2 separate regions of the Mus musculus genome follow, and region 2 is linked to region 1. Evidence: chromatin loops called from intact Hi-C (ENCODE). Cell type or tissue: left cerebral cortex. All regions are shown on one strand. Links, peaks and the distances in the headings refer to the core of each region. The heading gives the core; the rest is flanking DNA.

Evidence for each region. A loop is a pair of places that touch in the nucleus more often than their neighbours do. Peaks named below come from ENCODE experiments on the same cell type or tissue, not always from the same donor. Only the 100,000 strongest peaks of a DNase experiment are listed, where the experiment ranks them.
Region 2: a loop joins it to region 1, with 2.6 times the contacts of the local background. A loop is called at or near these places in 2 of 42 quality-filtered maps.

What each region holds. Positions count from the first base shown.
Region 1 is chr13:84,739,996-84,742,923 of GRCm38, reverse strand. All of the region lies in intron 2 of Gm34196 (a long non-coding RNA gene), which reads left to right. Among named protein-coding and RNA genes, the nearest start is that of Gm34246, 66 kb to the right of the region's middle. In left cerebral cortex, for the core only: no CTCF peak of the experiment used is centred there; a DNase peak (open chromatin) is centred at 1,511.
Region 2 is chr13:84,629,323-84,632,250 of GRCm38, reverse strand. All of the region lies in intron 2 of Gm34196 (a long non-coding RNA gene), which reads left to right. Among named protein-coding and RNA genes, the nearest start is that of Gm34246, 45 kb to the left of the region's middle. In left cerebral cortex, for the core only: no CTCF peak of the experiment used is centred there; a DNase peak (open chromatin) is centred at 1,331.

The DNA of each region.
Region 1 (2,928 bases), core at 138-2,637:
ATAATTTTTTGGTGCCATCAAATGCTCTTAGTCACACCATATATTATATTTTCTTAAATGAACATTTTACTCAATCTAACCTAGACTTTATCAAGATAGTATATGTCAGGAATAGAGTCTTATGTGTCAGTATTTATATAAGGGCACCGAAGAAATTCTATGCAATAAAAACTCTTATATAAATGACCAGATATTAAGTTATTAATAGTATATTCTATCGACTACACACATAGTTACATTTGACTCTATGCCTATGACTGGCATCTAACTTGTCATCTAGGACACTATCCTAGACAAATTTAGACCATGTGATGTTATTAAGCTCCACATGAGTATCCTTTGAGGTGGCAAAGGAAGACTAGCCTTGGATCCACAGTCAGCAGTTATGCTTCTTAACTTTCATAATTACATTTTTCCACATAGTGAAGGAAAAAAATGGAAGTCAGTATCTACCTACTTTGTTTCTCAGCTAATTCACTTCAGTGGATTACATTTAAAGCAATTAACCTAGTTGATTTACAATATTCTATTTTTTACTTAAAAATTTTAAATTGTGTCTGTGTGTGAGTGAGTGAGTGAGTGTGTGTGTGTGTGTGTGTGTGTGTGTGTGTGTGTGTGTGTGTGTGTCACAGTGATGCACACAGTATGCTTGTGGAGGTGAGCTTTCTCTTTCCACTGTGGGTCCCATGGAAAAGATTCAGCTCATAAGACTTAATATAAGTTGCCTTTAACCTCATCTCATCTATGAGTGTATGTTCTATATTTTATTCACAAAGGTGTCAGTTCCCATCTCTGATACTGACAACAGCAGCTGGTAGGCACCAGCACAGCATTTCACTAAATCCTGACCTCCATGATGTGCTCAGATTTACTCAAGAGTCACAAGCCTCTCAAGGGAAAGACATAAAGAAAAAAGGTGAAGAGGAAGGGAAAAAGAAAGGAGGAATCAGAAAAGTAAGAAGGGAAGAGATAGAGGAGAGAGAGCATACTGTTTCTCAAATAGCTTATGGGAAGTTAAGACTAAGTGAATGTCACCAGATCTCTGTAATTTAAGGCTAAGACATAGTTTCCACAGGACATTGATGCACTATTATGTTTTGTAATGCATATCAGAAACAAGGAGGCTAGGCTTGTTATCTCTTGTTAAGGGCAACTAGCACTCATGCTTCCGCTATTTCTACATCAAATTTCTGTATTTCTCTGTTCAAAAACTTGTATTTCTTGGAAAGTCAATTTACTAATAAATAGAAGTTAAGATGATTTTATTCATTTTAAAAACTGCTTTAGGGTATAGATTTAATCATTGGACATTAGAATTCATTTTAGAAAAATCCTGAAAAATATAGTTATCAAATCAAGCTACTTAATATGTTTCCCTAAGGATTAATTGTGTACAGAAGAACTCCTCTACTTTATATTTTCATCAGTCATTAACACAGCTGCCATACTGCGATTTTTCTCCTTGATGACTTTCTTTAAATAGATGTACCAAAAGGAATGTTGCGTGAGTCACTCCCAAGCTATCTTGCTTGTTCTGTGATTAAATAATGCCACTCTTAAAGAGAGAAAAATACCTACTTTAGGAATTTGCTCTTAAGAAAAAGGAGGCTTCATTTGAACAAAATGCAATCAATGAAAAACTTGGCCGTTTGAGATTTTTATTATATGTATGATCGTCTCAATTTTCATTTAATTTTCTTAGTAAAAAACTGGATTTCCCCCTATTGGTTTAGTTCAAGATCCTGAATAAAACATAACCTGTTTTATTTTCCTAATCTTTAAATAAAGACAGCACTTACATTGACTATTTTGAGGAACAAAATGTTAATGATGTTAAATTATTTTAATTAAAGTAAGACAGCTTTCTTAAATAAAGATATTAAAATACCAATTGCTTTGTGCTTCAAATTGTGCATTAGTCTAGCCTTTCAATTATTTGTTCTGTATTTGAGAAAAATTAATGGTTCATGATGACTTATTGGCTATGAAGTTCAAATAACTGCTATTTGACTTTGTAATGTAATAGAAATTCTGGGGATCTATTAAACTTGCAGGAAGTAACAGGTTTATCATTTCAAATTTTTATTACAGTTTATTAAATTAAAATTTGCAAACATTTAAGTGTAAAACCAAACTCAAGAAAAAATATAAAAGATAATAGTCCTTACTATGGAAGTCTAACCCAGTGGGGATTGTATAATTTCCTTCTTCTTGCCCTAAATTGAAGGCTTTCAAGTTTATCCTTATCTATCCATGCCCTGCCTCTACTAAACCTCACCACTGAGCAGCTATTCTATAGTGGTTCTATTTTATCCCTTCAAGGAGGGGGGTGGGTGCTGGGATAATCCATATAATTTAGAAACATCACTCTGTCCATCTGTCCATCCTACCAGCCCTGAATGGGCCATCAAAATACTTTCTAGGTCAGTTTCCCAAGCTTGATTTTTTTATTAAAAATTACATGCATATGTGCATGTCCATGTGTGGATTTTACATGTGCGTATAGGTGAAATTAGGGAAACAGATGCTTGGATCCTCCTGGAGCTGCCTGGTTGTAGGGACTGGGATCTAAACTCTGGTCCTCTGTGCTTTTAGTTACTGAGCCATTTCTCCCTTTTTTGACTTTTATTCAAATTTAGAGGCAAAGGAAGGTGACCTTAAAACAAAGAAAAAAATGTGAACACGAAAAAAAGCTAAAAATTATAGTAAATCTCCCTCTCCCTCTCCCCCTCCCCCTCCCCTTTCCCCTTGTCCTACCTCTACCTCTCCCCCTCCCTCTCGTTCTACCTCTACCTCTACCTTTACCTCTACCATTTCTTTTTTCTTTCTTTTTTCATTTATTTATTTATTTATTTATTTATTTACTTATTTATTTTTATTACATATTTTCCTCAATTACATTTCCAATGCTATCCCAAAAGTTCCCCA
Region 2 (2,928 bases), core at 131-2,630, 110 kb after region 1:
ATGTCAATTTATATAGATGATGTACCCTTGTGTATTTGTATTATTGTATACTTATATTTCAGAGCTTCTAAGCATGAAATAACTTCGTTTATTTTAGTACTATTTTTCCATACCCACAATGTCTCAAATACATTCACTAGGACATTGGTTATGACAGTAAATTGGATTATTTGTTGAGTAAGAACAATGACTATACTTGTAGAGGGAAAGAAGGCATAGATTGTAAGGCATAATGCACTTCATTTCAATGCCCACCTGATCCTGAAGACCATCTGTGAGTGGTGACAGCTCAACTCATATCCGCCATACTTTGCTATTGTTTTTTAAATTTATTTTTAATAAAAACTTTTCTTATATATTTTGATTGTAATCCTTCCTCTCCCTCAACTATTCGCAGATCTCTCTATTCCTCTCTCTCTTTCTCTCTCCCTCCTCTCTCTCTCTTTCTCTCATTAAGCCTAACCATGAGAGAGAGAGAGAGAGAGAGAGAGAGAGAGAGAGAGAGAGAGATATCAAAACACCTCCTCCCCAAAACAAAGAAAACAAACAACAAAAAAATCCCACAAAAAAACCCTGTGGAGTGTGTTTTGTGTTGGCCAACTACTCTTGGTCTTAGGGCCTGACCTAGACTATGGTTGTTATAACCAGTGACATTCTATTGAAGAAAACTCATTTCCCTTTTCACAACAGATATCAATTACAAACTGCTTCCTGGGTGGGTGTGAGATTTTGTGTATACTTCCTCTTCTCAGACCTGGGATTTTGTTAGGTTTGAACTTGTATAGGTTTAGTACATACTGTTAGTCTCTGCTAACTGATACACGTATCAGCCCTTTTGTGTCTGAATGTCTCTGTTTTCTTGAAATCATCAGCACATCTGGCTCTTACAATCTTTTTACCTTATACCACTTCCATACAGATAACTGAGCCTTGAGGGGAGAGATTCCACAAAAACATCCCATTTAGGTCTGAGAGGTGGACCAGGCATTAAAGGCTAGAGTCATGACCAAAATTAATTTAAAATCTTAAAGAAGGTTTATAGCACTGAAAGGAAGATAAATCAGCCACTGCAATGATTTTCTTAGAAACTTGAGAGGACAAAACAAGAGTTTTTATCTAAATTCAAAGTAAGAGACAATGATCTATAGAACCACCATTTGGGAGATAAACCTACCACACCCTGTCTCTGTACTCGCAGTGACCAATAACAAATGCTCTGCATTACTGACCCTCACTAACAGACCACATCATCTTTTGCAGCTGAAAAGGGAAGCAATATGGCAATGTACCTTCTAAGTGGATTCACTCCAGCCTATGTTTACAGCAGTAGCTACCGTGGGAGGCCTAGACAGGAGTGTGAACAGTGAAGAGGAAGTGAGCATGTACAGTGCATATAGCTACTCCTTACAGAGCTGATATGATCACTGAGTAGCTAAACCCACTGAAACTCCTAAGCAATCCCATTGAGTCTAAATGGTCCTATATGTACTCTTGCTGACTTTTTAAATCACAACAGCTCAAAGCTCTAGTTCAAAGACAGTAACAAATAAAATATTAACAAGGAAGAGATGAAGATTTAAAGTACAATTTTATAAATAATAATAACAGAAAAAAATGAGATAAAATAGTTTGGGTAACCAGGGAGAAGAAAAGTTCATACCAAATAAAAATATTTGATGAAAAGAGAGATGCAAATTATCTCTACTTATTACAAAAAGTTCTAAGTAAAAACTGTACATAAATGATCACTCCATGTGATTCTCTACTAATTGAAAGTTTTTTTTAGCTACATGCTGTTGACATTCATAAGGCAGCCAAGTAGTGTGTATGTGCATGCATATATCCCCATCTACTAGGATATTATAGAGATTTTAGCACTGTAAAATATTAGAAGTTATTTCACTAATAATGAATAAATATAGTGCATACAAATTAATTCCCACCTCAAAATCCTGTGAAGATTCCATCCCCACATCTCCCATTATTACAAGATTTTCCCAGTTCTTTCTCTCTCTCTCTCTCTCTCTCTCTCTCTGTTTGTGTGTGTGTGTGTGTGTGTGTGTGTGTGTGTGTGTGTGTGTCTGTGTGTGTGCCTACCTACTCAACTACATACTATTTCTTTCTCTATTTCTTCAAAAAATAAACAGGCAAAGATAATATAGCTTCTTCTTCTTCCTCTTCCTCCTCCTCTTCTTCCCCTTCTCCTCCTTCTCCTACTTCTTTCCCTTCATCGTCTTCTTCTTTGTCTTCTCCTTCTCCTTTGTCTTCTCCTTCTCCTACTTCTCCTTCATCTTCTTCTTTATCTTCTCCTCCTCTTCCTCCTCTTCCTCCTCCCACTTCTTTCCCTTCATCTTTTTCTCTTCTTCTTTTCTTTTTTTCAGGAAATAAGCACACAGAACATATATGAAGAAAACACGTAAAAACACAAAATTGGAAACCATAATGTAAAAGGAAAAGGGTAGTAAGATTTTTAAAAATGCCCAAACAAAGCAATGTGAGACCAACAGTCTACAAAAGAATCATTGTGTTTGTTTTGCTTTGGTTGTCTACTGCTGGGCATGGGACCTGCCTTTATGAGGGATTAATATACTCAATGAGACTCCACTGAGGATAAATAATTATGAAAAACACATTCTAATCCATATAGTTGCCATATAAAATATATTTTTCTTAAATATATTACTGAGCTCTAAAAAAACAAAAAAACAAAACAAAACAACAACAACAACAAAAAAAACCAGAAATTCTTCAAAATCAGCAATGAGGGCAATCCTTGACAACAGGATTAGTTTCACTGTTAACTGAGAATGTGAAACCAAGGAGTAATTTTTGTAAGTTCTGTTATCAAGATTCAGACCATGTCAAAATTAACGACTGTGGACTCGTTCAAAGCTGGATACTGAAGTTGAATATGCTGCATGAACCTGG